2 separate regions of the Mus musculus genome follow, and region 2 is linked to region 1. A link is a loop called in an ENCODE intact Hi-C map of the cell type or tissue named here. Cell type or tissue: heart. All regions are shown on one strand. Each heading gives the region's core, and the rest is flanking DNA. Links, peaks and the distances in the headings are about the cores only.

Region 1 (7,899 bases), core at 2,899-5,398:
GGGCGGGACACTTAAGATTTAGGATTTACAATTTCTTTCTAGGTGAAATCCAGATACCATACAGCTAGAAGATTCATTTCAAATTCTCTCTCTCTCCCCCTCCCCCTCCCTCCCTCCCTCCCTCCCTCCCTCCCTCCCTCCCTCCCTCCCTCCCTCCCTCCTTCCCTTCCTTCCTCCCTCCCATCAACCCCATCTCCTTCCCTTCCTCCCCCCTTTTTTTTTTCTTTTCCAGGCAAGAATGAAGCCTAGGATGCAACTCCACTGCCCTCCACTTTGTCATCAGGCTTGAACCTTTTATTTCAAGCGATTCAGGTGGCTCGGGCCTACAAAAGATCACTTTATCTTCCCCTGAACCTCTGTGTCATCTGAAGGGAGACAGCTGAGGGGTGAAAACTATAGACAGATGGTAGAATGGTGGTGTATGGAGAGGTTCGGAGAGAACACTGTGCGACATGGATTTCCTGACATTAACCTATGCTAGGATTTTTAGTCAAGCTATGATTTTTCCATGAGCCTGAGAAACCCAAAAGAAACAATGAGAGAAACAAAAGAGGGATTAGAGACTAGAACACACAATGTGTAAGACAATGCAGCAATCTCATTAAAAACAAAACAAAACAAAACAAACAAACAAACAAACAAACAAAAAACCCAAAAACCTTGAGACCTAGGTGAAATTAAAATTTAAACTGGAGAAATAAGACACTATCAAAATGGGAACCTCTGAGTCTTGGAGTGAGCTTCTAAAACAGAATGCATGCAAGTTTGTGGGGATGGGAATAGCCTTGCATAGTATAAAGTGTCAGACGTATCACCTAAGTACCAGAAGTATGGTAATTAAAAACTTTATTACCATTAAAAAGCTTTTAATGAACTGTGTACTATTGATTTTGGACAAGACCAAAGATGACTATGGCACGCAACACCTTCCCAAAGTCCCTAAAGCTTGAAGAAACTCAAAGGAGACCAATTATCTCCCTCCAAAGTGTAAGAGTTGTGGGTGGAGGAGCGGTGTCTCCTACTGCCAACGCCATTCAAAGCAAATGAACATTCCTTTCTTTTCCGTCGGCGCATTTTCTTCGTAAAATACGGTAGGTGCTGGCAGCCAGAGCTGAAATTGCAAGCGGCCCAGCTCTGCGTTTCTCTGGCTGACGTGCTCTGCCGCTTTGGCAACTCACTCCTTCTAATGTGCCCCCGAAACGTTTTGGCTCAACAGGTATCTCATGAAAATTCGCACTTAACCCTCGGTCATCTTCTTGAAGGAGACACTTCTACGTTTCTTCCCTCAGCCGGGGCTGCTGCTGGCTGACCGCGACTTCTCCACGCGGAGCCGAGCGCGTGTCTAGCAGGCAGCCCCAGGGCCATCCATTAACCACCCACTCCGAGTGGCAGGAAAACTAAGCCCAGACGTGTCTCTCGTCGCACACTCGGCTGGCGACGAAAACCCCTTGTAAGCAACCAGAAACGGGGTTTGTGCAGTAGGTAGACTAGTTACATCTACATCGCTTCGGACAGGCGTTTTATTCCCAGAAATACACACACACACACACACACACACACACACACACACACACACACACACACACACACAGCTTTAAATATCAGGTTGGGGTTACAAAGCAGTTGCTGCCACACAGAGACCAGGGATGACTTCTTGGCATTTAGAGATGTCAATTAAAATTCGGAACAGACCACCCATCATTGGTCATCGCTGAGGAAGAGGTAACCTCTCCAATTCCCTCCTCCCCAAACATGAATTATCATATCCACTGAATGCAAATGTGCTGCCTTCTGCGAGGGGACAGCCAGCTGCAAGCTGGACAATAAAGTGTTTCATAGAGACGCGGCCCGATTGCGGTTCAGAGAGGCACTCCTTTACAAAGGAAAAAGCGCCCAGTTTGTGCTGATAGCCTTGGCGCGCCTGGGCCAACACTGCCCCTCCACCCCTCAAGGCACCGAAAAGCAGGATTGGAAACTAGCTTCACTAGGAGCTCCATTCCCCGTGTCTGTTGGAGCTGCTGTGGGGATGGAGAAATGATTGTTCAGAAACGACGGCATGAGTCATAAACACCTCCCGAGTATTCTTTGCAGCAATTAATGGGCATTGGGGTGCAGAAGTTGTGGAATAGCTGTGGCTCTATTTTGTCCCCCAGACTGTTCTTTCTCCAGCGATCCAACTGTCCCTTCCCTTCCTGCTTAGGAATAAATTTTCCATCCCACCCGCCCCCACTCCTTGTCTGTGCATGTGACACTCATTGTACCTGTCTGAACGCAGAGACTTGCCGGGGATTTTCTTTTTGGTCAGCTGCTAATGACTTTCTCCCTACCTTCATTCATCCTCAAAGGTGGATCTTCACACTTTGTGGCATCTCAGCCTCATTTTTATTTTTTTATTAATTAATTAATTTTTTTAACCAAGCATTAACAGAGTATCCAAAAAAGCTCCCCTACATTTATCCTTGCATAGGAAGCCACGTAGAAATAATTCAAATTTGTATGCAGACATTCATGTTGGTGTGACCGAGCTCTGGAAGGCTCTGTCTCCTAATGTATTTAAAACCCATGCATTTCTAGCATGTTGGCAACTTTGCTGTCCGAAATGGTTAAAAGGCACTCACGCCAGTGTCTTCAATTAAAAAAAAAAAAATCTGTGCAAAGCATCAGACCCCACAGATTCCACTAGAAATCAAGATAATCCTCACCACTTAAAAAAAAAAAAAGTCTTGCAGAGGAATTCTGCGTGGATATCCACTAGTTAGAGGCTATAGGAACCAACTCACGTATTGGTTTGAGCATACTGCAAGAATATTTATTGAGCACAGGCTCAATCACCGCATTGAACGCCAAATCTGGCAAGCAAAATGCATTTCCTATCTGAGGGGAGGAAAAGGAGCTGTGAATCAACTCCTTCATCAGTATTTTCCCTATTATTTTATCCGTGCAAATTGCAAACTAAGCTTGCTAGCCTCTCTCAGGCGACAAGTCAAGCCCATGTCCACCACAGAAGAGGGTACCCCGGAAAACAGACCTACCTTTTACACAAGACAGCGTCAATAAAAAGACGAGGTTCCAAAACGTAAATCCACTTTTAATCCCCATTTTCTTCTTCAGGATGAAGTCTAGGCGGCCACATTTAGCGCATCTTCGCGTGCCAGGCTCCCGGGGTTTGGATTCCTTTGCTCTGCTTTCTCCTTTGCGGCTCCCTTTCATATTATTCGCGAGCTCTGGATTCTGGCTCCTCAGCCCAGCGCAGTAGAGTTGTTGCTGTTGTTGGTGCGCGGTCACAGCTCGGAGTGAATGGTGTTTCTGGGATACCACAGCAACCTTGACGAGGACTCAACCATCTCTCCAACGGGGGCACAGAGTCTCCGCTACTCCGGATTCTGTCTTTTCTTTTGCGTTTTTTCCCCTCCACCAAAATTAACCTTAAATCTTGCTCCTTACAACCTACACCAGAAAGCACTAGTGAGCTTCTAAAAGCCCAGCTCTGCTCTCTGATAAACTCCCTACAATATTTGAAATCTCGGGGCTTGGATTATTTTTCCCCCCGAATAGATCAATTCTGCCTGCAAAAGCAGTTCAAGAAATATTATGTTAGTGAGCTCTCCATTCCTGCCTGAGAATATAGAAGCATACTAAAGGAGTATTTTTAAAGTGAAGATCTGCGTCGCTTTAGGAGAAACCGTGAGGATAATGAATTGGGTTCCATCGATGCCCACGTCCCTAGAATGGGACATGTGTTACTACAGTAGTTGCTTATATCCCAGACAGCTTTAGACATCTATTATACTTTGATTTAATCCAGAAGGGAAATCACAGATAATTTATTTGCACGCACAAATTTACATATGAGAATACCTAGGTGTAAAAAAAACATGACGCGGATTTTATTATTTGGTAAGCATATGTCACCCGTGGCTCGGGCTGGGGTAAGGTTGGGAGGGAAGTCAGAATCTTTCCCTAAATAGTTCTTTTTTTTTTTTTTTTTTTATCTTGCCCAACCTCCTTGCAGCCAGTGTGCAATAGCAGTTAAACGAGTTGTGCCTGTCGTTGATATCTAGAGAAAGCTCATTTTCCCTAATTCTGAGTTGATCCCAAATATGTAAATGGGAGGTTTCTCTCAAAAGGCAAAATGTATATGTCTATACATTTGGACTTGGCAGTCCCATAAACCAGGCAAGGGTTAAGAGTGTACAAAGAAAGAGTTCTTGCGCCATCTACTGGCCATCTCCAAGCCTCCCGCTCCTCCTTCACATCTAAAGGGACCCTGTTGTATCTCGTATTGAAGAGATCTGTCCCTGAGACGAGTGTTTTTCTTAGGCATACTAATTTTCGAATCTATTTTTTTCCCGGACAGATTCTGACCCAAATATTTTGGTGGTCAAGTTCCATAGACCCAGGTTCGTATTGACGATCTGACCCATTCGAGAACTTGGTGCTAGCTCAAGAGTTAGGTAGGGCTGCAGTGCAGACTCTGGAATAGGTAATTGCCAGTGCCTGTCCGTGGTCCTATTTGCATGCAGGGAAGGGTAGTGGGGAGCGTCTTTGTGTATCATTCAAACAAACGGACTGCACTGTCTTGAGTTTTCAGCTCCTCACCCTGTTCACAAATGAAGAACCCCGTCCTGTGCAGTATGCAATCACCCTATCCAGCCTTTGTCCCTGAGCTCGCCTTGGAGCTGGCGGCTCACTGGACCAAGGCAGTTGCGTCTGGAGGGAGTTCTGCTCTGGAAAGTGGGCACCCAAAAAGCACCCACAGTCGTCAATAGCAAGTGGGTTCAACCTATTAGAAGGATTCTCAGCTCCTCCCTGGGAATGTGACATTCTGTGTGAGTCTGCCATTGAAAGAGAGAGGGAGAAGAGGATACAGCAGGAGAGCGCACACTGGGGCTGTCATAAGGAATAAGGCTGCTTCTTTATGAAAAATGATGGAAGGTGTTTTTGTTGTTTGTTTTTTTTTTCCTACGCGTAGGTGTTTTCTCAAGTGTTTTTGCAGTGCATGTGTGTGTGTGTGTGTGTGTGTGTGTGTGAGAGAGAGAGAGAGAGAGAGAGAGAGAGAGAGAGAGAGAGAGAGAGAACACAGGGTTTTCTCTTCTGAGTAGAGTTCAGAAAAGGCAAAACTGTAGACGCCCAACTGACCTCATTAAATTTCAAAGGATCATTTAGAAGCTGCAGGGCAGAATACCCATTCCTTCCCAACAGTGCCCCTGCTACAGTCTGCATAGGCGGATTTGGAAAGAGAGTCAGGACAAGGTTGGGACTAGCCTGCAATTGGGAGGATCAACACAGCAGATGTCATTAGCCTGCTCAGCCACCTTGGCAATGGCGGTGGCATTGATTTCAGTCAAGATGTCAGGGTGCTTTGCTGTGAGCGTTGCATTAGCTGGGCTGAACGACGAGGTAGATGCGAACTTAATGAGAACATAGCCCAAGATTTCTTACCAAGCTGCAGAGGTCAGTCATCCCGGCTGGGTTTACTTTAGGGTATCTCATCTCTTTGAACTCATATGACTATCCCTCTTAAACTAAAGAAGGTAGTTTCTCAGACGTTTGGGGGATTTTCATTGTAATTATTCTTTACAAAATAAAATGTGCCAAGACACCGATTTCTATTGCCCATTATCTGGTTAGATCATAATACATCGAATAACACTATAGTTTCCTGTTCCTACAGCTTACCATAAATCACAAGCCATTTTTCACTCACAGCCTCCAGCTTCTGAGACAGGATAGAAAAAAAAAAAACAAACTCACATTTTACAGTCAGTAAAAGTTAAGGCTTGATGAGATGAAGAGGATTATCCGCGGTGGTCATCAGGAGCCCTGACTTGCAGTCTGGTATACTTAGGCCTGGACCACACTTACCTTTTATGAGCAGGCTCTCTTCAAAGGAATGTTTCTGAAAGTATTCTGGAAACACAACCATCAGACAGTGTCCTGGATGAGAAGTCACTCAAGTTACCCAGAAAGAAAAATACAATAGCTCTCTGTATTTGGCAGCAGGAATCACCCGTTGCTGTACACCTATACTAAAGCAGCAAAGGTGAGTGTGGGTTTTTCTAAGGCTGTTGGGGAGACTAGAAAACCATTTCTCCTATAGTAGCAAACATTTAGTGCTTACTGTAGAGATGTGGACACTGTGTTTGCAGGCATATCTTAATCATCACTGCAAATTTTCAGACAAGGGTGGCAACTGTCCCCTTCTACATGAATACCTGGTTCTTGAAAAGCTAACTATCCTGCCTAAAACAAAGTAATACCTATGTAGATATATTAATCTAACTTGTCTGAACTCTTAGACAAAGCACTTTTCTACTCTATTTTATGCAACATTTGCTCCAAGAGATGCTAGTTTTAAAAGCTTAGTCATTGCAACCATAAGGATTTTTGTATTATCTCCACATAATTACAGTAAAGCAATAATTGATAATATATTTTAAAAATCAAGTTTTGAAACATATGCACATATGTAAAGAAATTTTAATTTATAAATTTTAGTCCCTAAAATTTCTTCTCTCTATTTTCCTCCATAGCCACTGGCCATCTAGCATACAGGTCATGAAAAACAGGGAGTTGGCAAGGATCATGAAGACAATCACAATGATTAAGTTCCCTTAAGAGCTTTTAAAAAGAGTGCAGGTCAGAACCTAGAAGTGCCAGATCGCAATTTCTTCTCAACTCATGCCCAACTTATGGGATACAATGAACTTAGACTTTAAGACAGAAATGATCTGTTACTTAAATGATTAACCATATATTTCTTTCCAAAAATTGTCCAATATTAATATAGCTGCTTGACATTTGTCTATTTTAACACCACAGAAGGAAAGCAATGGGACTATGAATAATTGATTAAATCAGAATATGTATACTAAGAAATAGCTTGAAAAGTAGTTTACTTGACTTTGGAGAGAAATACATGTGTTTTCAATTGAGTAATTAATCTAAGAATAATCTACCTTTGCAGCTGATAATGTGCAGCTTTCTACAAAGCTCATTGTTTCATTATGATATAAATGTATTATAAACATTTATCTATAATATTAGTGTCTATTGAGTATAGGTACTCAATTGGTAATTAAAAGTGTTAATTAATTAATTAATAAAACACACAAGTCTGTGTGAAAAAGAAACTGAATAGAATAAGGTACAGTTGGTCATGCTTTAAAGATAACTGAGCAAGTTGGTCCTTGCTCTTTCTATTATTAGTTTAGATGGATACAATGTTAAGAAAGTGAAGCTGAATAAGGAATTGATACTTGTATTTTCCATTCTATATTGAGTTATGTCTATAGTTTTTCAAACCCTAGGAAATAAAATATCTGAGTTTAATGTTGACTCCAGAATGATGGATGAATTCTAATTCAAGTTTCTTTCTTTCATTAGCAATAATCCACATTTGTTTGAGAAGAAGATGGTGTGATTTCTCATATTCACCCTACATGACTCTGGAAGAATCAGTCCCATTGAAGAAGATAAGTTGTCAGTCAGGGGTAAAGATATCCGGCCTTTTGCTGCTAATAAGGATCGCTGGGGGGCACAAGGGAGTGTCTTAGAGTGGTAACCAGTGTGCTGCCCTGGATATGTATCATCTTGAGTCCTCACTTCTCTAAGACATTTCCTTCATACTGACAATTTTCAATGTTTTAAAGCTTTTAGCCAAATTAAGAAAGCACACAAATTTATGTAAGCACAAGAAAAATAGTATGTTATTTTAAAGAAACAGAGTCCAAAGAAACTTTAAAATGGAAGGCAGGCAGCATCTGCTGCTGTTTGCATACAAACGCTTTTTAGATGGACAAATGTAAGTTTTAATTGACCTGAACTATATATCTAATACTTTTCTGTTAGTATTCAGACTTTCTTCTCAACATCTGCCTTCCAAGGTAAAGTAGATTT
Region 2 (7,899 bases), core at 2,782-5,281, 690 kb before region 1:
TAATTTGGCTACTGAATATAGGCAGAGCTGCAAGTTTCTAGTTTATTTAGCCATTTTCTTATGAAATGTTTAGGCAGAATTATTTCCAAGGTTTTTGCATGAAAATAAAAACAAAACAAAACAAAACAAAACAATCCTCATTCTTTAAATACGTGAATTTTAGAGTTTATTCCTGGAGTTCTAAGGGAGGCTAACTGGTTAAAAGCACTGCTCTTTAGAGGCCTGAGGTTTAATTCACTGAAATTACATCGTGACTCACAGTTCTAGTGGACCTTATGCCCTCTTCTGGCCTTCATGTATACCTGGTATGCATAGGATACAAACGTGTACAGGAAGGTAAACTCTAATATATATTGAAAAGCCAAATAATTAAGTATTCATCTGTTTTATTCAATTATATATGTGCTTAAAGTGCATTTCAATTTAAAAAATAATGAAGACATGTATGTACACATGCACATATCAAAATTTGTATGTGAGTGTATGTGGACATATGCATATGTTTGTGATGTTAGTGTATGCATATGTGTATTGGCTTGCATGTGTGAGTATGCATGTGTTTGGTGTACAGTGCTTAGTGTCAAGATCAGAGAAAAGGCTTCAGAAATTAGTTCTCACTTTCAGGCTTGTTTTGAATCAGATTTTTGTTTGTTTTATTTCTGCTTTTTGGTTTATTTTGTATTCAAGGCTAGCTTGCCTGCGAACTCTGTTTTTCCAATTTCTTGGTGTCCCATCTTGTATTAGGTATCTTGAAATTACATACTCGGTGCCTTAATGGGTTCCAGTGATCAAGTTAATTTTGTAAAATGATTTTACCCATGATGCCATCACCCAGACCCCACCTATTCTACTCCCCAAATTTGAAAATATTTTTGCATGATATTTTACTTTACAACCTCCATAATAGGAATTATACAGTGAAGTATTCTTTTAGATTGTCATGGTCTCTGATATAGCATACATATCAAAATTTATGTGTGTGTCCGTGTATGAGCATATTTATTTGAGTATGTATATGTGTATGTTTGTAAATTTATGTGGTCTCAGATGCACTGTGTAGCTGTGTACTTGATAATCTTGAGTTACAGATATTCCTACTTCTATATCTCAAGTGCTAAGATTATAGGCATTCACAGCCATGCCTATAATCTTCTTCTTTCTTATCTGTTACTTATCATTTACTGATGAAGTCAAAGACTTTCAAGTCTGTGAAATCAACTGCTCTCAGCAATCAAGGATTGCCTAGTTTACTAGATGTCAAGGAGTTCCATGACTATGATAACTCTTCAAGAAAGATCATATTCTATCAGAAGAGTCAGACATAATAACTTTGCCAATATCTTAACCATCATGTTTAAGTTATGCATCCATGTTTTCTAGTAGCATCTAAATTTGCATTGTAGATTGATAAGCCAAGCTCAAATGATGAATTGATAACTTTACATTGCACTAAATTATATAAGAATAATCTTTAAAATTCTTTGTGGTACAAACGATATGGCTAGAGTTTCACTGGCAATATTAAAAAAGTTACTAGTGAATAGTAATTGTATATGGTAGCCAAACATGATATTATAGTTAAATATCTCTCCTACATATGCTTAATGCATACTATTCAATTTGCAAACAGTAAATTGATTTTATTTTCAAACTGCTATTGTAAAATATGCTATTTTCTCAGCTTCTTAATGATGTTTTTGCTATTCACTGTAATTTTCTTTGTCAGAATATAATCTTGACTGAAAGAAATTCTATATTTTAGCAAGATTCTGTCTTGTACTAATAATTACCATTCTCAGAATAATAGTTATTATTTATTTAGTGTTGTATGTGCTAGACACTTTCAAATGTATTTAAATGTGGTTTTCTCAATAATGTTAGGATATATTGTCATTAACTTCATAGAACAGGTAAAGAAACTGGTAAATTAAGCAATGTCCCATGGCCCCAACGGCCTGTATGACTGTTGGGGCCATGTAACTCCAGGGTTGTGAATGGAGTGAGCATGTATGCTTTCCCATAATAGCAGACTCCTCTTTCCCACTCCTCTTCTTAAACTACATTTATTTTTTGCTATCAAATATGTTTAAATTTCTTAAACTATAACATTGCTACAAATAATATTTACCGTATCACACTGACTCTAGGTTAAGCTTTCAACAGTAAAATCTTTCAAGATAAATGAATTTTGGGTCTGTTTTCTACTTTGCATGAGCAATTTGTGTTGAAGCCTAGATGTAAGAGGAAGGAATCATTTCATCACTTGTATATGCATGGATCAATATGACGTAAGGCAGACTCTTGATTTCAGTAACAAACAAGCAAAGAACCTCAGACATTCCTGTGAGAATCTCAGTACTTCAGTACTTTTCTTTTTGCAGTAAAAACACTTCAATAGCTGAGCAGTGTTGGTGCACATCTTTAATCCCAGCATTTGAGAGGCAAAGGCAGTCAGATTTCTGAGTTCGAGGCCAGACTGGTCTACAGAGCTAGTTCCAGGACAGCCAGGGCTACACAGAGAAACCCTGTCTCAAACAAAACAAAACAAAACAAACAGAAAAACAAACAAACAAACAAAAACCAAACCAACCAAACAAACAAAAACAAAAAACAAAAAACCCCACTTCAATGATAATTTATTAATAAGTAGAGCTTCAGTCTCTGACAGTGATTAAAGCTGACCATATGCGATGTACATCAAGCAGTATTTGGTAATGTGATTCAGAGCATAATTCCCAGTGTTATAGGACAAAGGCAATCTACATTTAAAATATTTGTGTTGTCTTATATCCTCTTTACTGTCGATAAATTTTAAAAGAAATTGGTGTCAAAATATGTTCAAATTTAGTAGATGTGTGCTAACTAAAATCTCCTTTTATAGCTTTCTACAAGTACAGGCAGAGACAGATCACAACTCATCTTGTAAGTTGTAGGTCATCTGATATATGAGTGCTCTAACATTCTTACATACTTTGGTTTTGCAAAGCATTACAAATATTAACTGTTCCTGGGGGGAGGGGGCAAAAAAAAAACATTACTTTTTAAAGCCAGAGTGCTTGGTGGTATTCCCCTTCAGTGAAAATCTGTGTTGCTAACCAATGTAAATGAGAATATTTGTTTTTTATAATAATATGGTTGGTACTACTTTATAATACATTTAAATAAACTCCCCAGATCTCTGCCCTCACAAATGCTACAAATGCCCTTTGCTTGTAGAAGAATGCCACAAGGAAAAAAAATGGAGGGCCCATTAAAAGGTTAGCTACATCTCTTTTTAAAGGAACAGATGAAATCTCTGTTTAAATTTACAGTGGCATACTTTAAAATCACTGTGTTGATTTTTCTAATTTATTTACTAACCCAGACGCTCAAGATTTACCTACTGTGGGATTATGTTATAGTTTTATTTATTTCTCATTAAACATTTTGCTGGGTTGAAATGTCTGGGTCATTTCCCAAAGAAGGAAAAATGCCAGTGGATTTCAAAATTGACTCTGGTTTGGTTTATAATGCATTGTAACCAAATTCAATACTACAGAAATGCTGTAAAATAGAAACACACAGGCGTAGAGAAAAATGTAAAGTAAATTTAGTTTAATGCCTAACTATCTGTTTTAGGCATTATACATTGGCATCAGACTTAGACATTCCATTACATATTGGTTTCAAGGTAAACTACTGAAATCGATTCCAAAGACAATATCCTGAATGATTGTCACAACAATTGTTTTATACTTCTGTGCTTCTTCCCAATATAAATGAGGATTATTTGCTTTTTCATAATATTCTGGCTATTACAATTTTATGATAACAAAGTTTAAAATGTTTTTAATCATAATTTAATTGGGATATTTAAAATTATGTTTAATACACTTTTAAAGCCATAGCAAATAATTTTAGTAGTGTATATCTGTTGTAAAGATAATTTTGTACATGCATTAAATGTATTTACTTATAGGTTTACGTACACAAGCTAGTATATTAGTAATTAAATTAAAATGTGTGTAGGCATACTTAATTATAATAAAAGGGAGTGATTTTATTGTCTTTTCAGTAAAAAATTATGGTCTGTAATCGTACCTTGGAGAACAATTTTATTTAGAAGCTCAGGCATATAAGCAATACTTTATTCACATATTTTCACATGTAATATGATCTATCATTCTTGCAAAGATTAATTTACAGCCTTAACCTACCAGTTTAGCAGTAAAGGTCATTTAACAAAACTGCTTTGCATAAATCACCACCAGATGGCAATGTTGTGTCTTTGATCATGAACACTTCTTTCTGAAGTAAACTACTTCATTAAAGAATCTTTTTGCCAAATATTACCTGCATCATTATTAAGTAGTCAGAAGATACGTTTTCTTGATCAAAGTGCCTGAAATTCTTTTATTTTAATGTAATTATATTTCTATGTAAAAATAAACATCATTGTACAAGTGTTTCAATCAAACAATTTTCATTAAGTGACTCTCTGATTTATTGTGGCAAATGGACTGTAAGCTACAGAAATGAATTTTCAATGTCTTTAGTTGCAATTATGTATATATTGGAACTTTCCCCTGATCTATATTTTAATTACATTTCCAGATTCATTGTTGGTTTCTCTTTTCTTTGTGAAAAAAAAAAAAAGAAAAGAAAAAGAAACAAGTAGTGGTAATGTTCAAAAGAGCCCATGAGTTTTTACTTTACTTCAGATTATATGAAATAAAGCAGTAAAAACATCAAATTTTCTTGTTAATAATTGTTTAATGCCTTTTGGTTGCTATACATTAATGTAACAGATAATTATATAGTTAATTATGTGTTTTATAAACTTGACATGGATACAACCTAGACCAATGTTATGGGGTTTATTAGAAGTTGATAATCAATGAAGTAAGAAAAAAGAGAATCATTGCATGGCTTCAAAACACAATCTCTTAGAAGGAGAAAGTAATGTAGCAATAACCTGGGTGAGGCAGGGAAGAAAGTGTTAAAATGATGTTAGCTAAAGGTCATAACACTTTGCTTATGTAGGAGAAAGTCTAAGAGAGCTGTTTTGCAACATTGTGACTGTTGATAAAAAAAAAATGTAGTGTTCTTGAAAAAACTAAGAGATCAGATGTTAAGAGTATTCACAATAAAAATTTTATGATGAATGTGTTAAACAGAAGGGTTTAGTCATTTCCATATATATTTTAATATATATTTGAATATATGTATTCAAATAACCAAATTATAATATATGATATAATTTAATTCACACACAATATGCTCAAAAGGAATTGTTAATTGAAATAATAAAAGAAATAAATTAGCAAAATATTTCCAATGCATCAAAACATGGATTATTTAAAATTTACTAAAAAACAAGATTGTGTAGAGTTATATTAAATATGGTATTTACTCTATTGCATGTCAGAATAGATATTACAACAAAAGCAGAAAAAGAGGAGGCACAATCAACTACTAACAAAACATAAAGAAATACCAATCTTCTGTTGAGTTTAAAAATTCATGCTTATACCCTTTTAAATTTTGAGTTTAGTTTAACTTGAAGAGATAAAAATTAAACATTAGGAGAAAAATCTACATGATATTGTTACAATAAAGTAAATAGTAAAAGCCATTTGTCACCTTACTGAATTTTATAGATATTACACTGATTACTTACAATTGCGTATTCTCATGGTTTCATTTACCTAATGATATTTTATCTCTTCAAATTCTTCAGAACTTTATGTTTACACAATTCATCTAGGGCTTTGATCTTTTACTAGTATAACTCCTAAGATACCAGATGATATTATTTTGTTTAAAAACTGAAATATTCGCTATTACAAACATTGTGACACTATATATGAGATGTGTTTGCAAATTAATAAAATATGATTTTTTATTGGGCTTAATTTTTTAATAAAGTATATTTTGATCATATTTTTTCCTCTTCTTCAACTCCTCTCAGACCTTCCCGCCTCCTACTCTGACCTACCACTTCCATTTTCTCTCTCTCTCTCTCTCTCTCTCTCTCTCTCTCTCTCTCTCTCTCTCTCTCTCTCTCCCCTCTCTTTTCCTCCTCCTCCTCCTCCTCTTCCTCCTCACTCTCTCCAGAAAAACATGGAGTCGTTTTTGTTGGCCAACTACCCCTGAGTAGGAGGTCTGCCCTAGAATGTGGTTTATATAACCAGTGAAACTCTTTGAACAAATTGACTTTCATTCTCCTAGCTGGTAGCAATCCTAAACATCTTCTTGGCTATGGGTGAGACTGTGTGTCCACTTCCCCTTCTGCTTGCTGGGCTTTTCTTGTTTTGAATCTGTGTGAATATTGTTCAGCTGCCACAGTCTCTGTGAATTCATATGTGGATCAATGAGACATGTATGTGTCTGGATGATGCCACAGTAACATGGTTTTCTGTGTAGGAAGGAGAGAGGAAGCACAACAGATTTTCTAATATTTTTCCCAAGTAGCTTTTGATTTTGTTTGTTTATTTATTTGTTTATTAATCATTTTATTTATTTACATTTCAAATGTTATCCCTGTTCCTGGTTTCCCCACTGCATACCACCTATCCCACCTTTCCCTGCTTCTATGAGGGTTCTCTCCAAACCACACAACCACACCTGCCTCACCACCCTAGCATTCCCCAACACTGGTGCATGGAGCCTTCACAGGACCAAGGGCCTCCCTTCCCATTGATGCTAGATAAGGCTATCCTCTGTTACATATGCAGCTAGAGCCATGGCTCCCTCCATGTGTACACGTAAATATGTAAACATGGTTAGTGGTTTAGTCCCTGGGATCTCTTGGGGGGGTCTTGGTTGATATTGTTCTTCCTATGGGGTTGCAAACCCCTTCAGTTCCTTCAGTCCTTACCCGAACACCTCCATTGTGGTCCCCATGCTTAGTCCAATGGTTGCTTGTGAGCATGCACCTCTGTATTTGTCAGGCTCTGGCAGAACCTCTCAGGAGACAGCTATATCAGGCTCTTGTCAGAAAGCACTTTTTGCATCCAAAGTAGTGCCTGGGTTTGGTGTCTGTATATGGGATGGATCTCCAGCTGGGGCAGTCTCTGGATGGCCTTTCCTTCAGGCTCTGCCCCAAACTTTGTCTCCATATTTGCTCCTGTTTATTTTCTTCCCCCTTCTAATTAGGACTGAAGCATCCTCACTTTGATCTTCCTTCTTCTTGAGCTTCATATGGCCTCTAAGTTCTATCACTTGTATTCTGAGCTTTTCCCCTAATATCCACTTATCAGCGAGTGCATACCATGGGTGTTCTTTGTATTACCTCTTACTCTCCTCTCATATATCACAACCTGATAAATTTCCCCTTCCTCCACTCCTCCAAGTCCTTCCCCACAAATGCCCTGCACCCAGTAAAAGGAAAAGCATCTCAAGAGTAAGTAAAATACTCCTATTTCCATTGTTAATTGCCGGGCGTGGTGGCGCACGCCTTTAATCCCAGCACTAGGGAGGCAGAGGCAGGCGGATTTCTGAGTTCGAGGCCAGCTTGGTCTACAGAGTGAGTTCCAGGACAGCTAGAGCTAAAAGAGAAACCCTGTCTCGAAAAACCAAAAAAAAAAAAAAAAAAAAAAAAAAAAGAATTAAAGAAAAAAAAAAACCCAACTACACCACCATAATATATATGCAGAGCACCTAGTACAGATCCACAAAGGTTCCATGATTGTTGTTTTGGTTTTTGTGAGTCTCTATGAGCTTTATTTGTTGACTTTGTTGTTTGTAGTTTTGTGCTGTCTTTGACCCCTTTTGCTCTGCTCTTCCTAAGTAAGATCCCTGCCCTTTCCCATGGGTTCCCCCAAATTTCACAACGTTTTATTTTTCATTTTGTCAGAAACTCTAGAAATTTCCAGTTAAGTCTTATCTTCTAATTTATGCATAACAAAAGATATTGAA

The links. A loop is a pair of places that touch in the nucleus more often than their neighbours do. Peaks named below come from ENCODE experiments on the same cell type or tissue, not always from the same donor. Only the 100,000 strongest peaks of a DNase experiment are listed, where the experiment ranks them.
Region 2: it touches region 1 in a loop (15-fold over the local background); 20 of 42 quality-filtered maps call a loop at or near these places.

The regions. Positions count from the first base shown.
Region 1 is chr15:48,788,695-48,796,593 of GRCm38, forward strand. It overlaps Csmd3 (CUB and Sushi multiple domains 3), which reads right to left and starts at 3,295. Exons shown (of 71, transcript NM_001081391.2): 1 at 3,033-3,295. The coding sequence starts at 3,210. It overlaps Gm34336 (a long non-coding RNA gene), which reads left to right and starts at 4,076. Exons shown (of 3, transcript XR_384081.2): 1 at 4,076-6,043; 2 at 6,534-6,639; 3 at 7,387-7,899. In heart, for the core only: a CTCF peak has its summit at 4,227 (motif pointing left); no DNase peak of the experiment used is centred there; H3K4me3 peaks cover 1,697 bases; H3K27me3 peaks cover 749 bases.
Region 2 is chr15:48,098,565-48,106,463 of GRCm38, forward strand. The region is part of intron 13 of Csmd3 (CUB and Sushi multiple domains 3); the gene reads right to left. Among named protein-coding and RNA genes, the nearest start is that of Gm23530, 300 kb to the left of the region's middle. In heart, for the core only: a CTCF peak has its summit at 4,246 (motif pointing right); no DNase peak of the experiment used is centred there.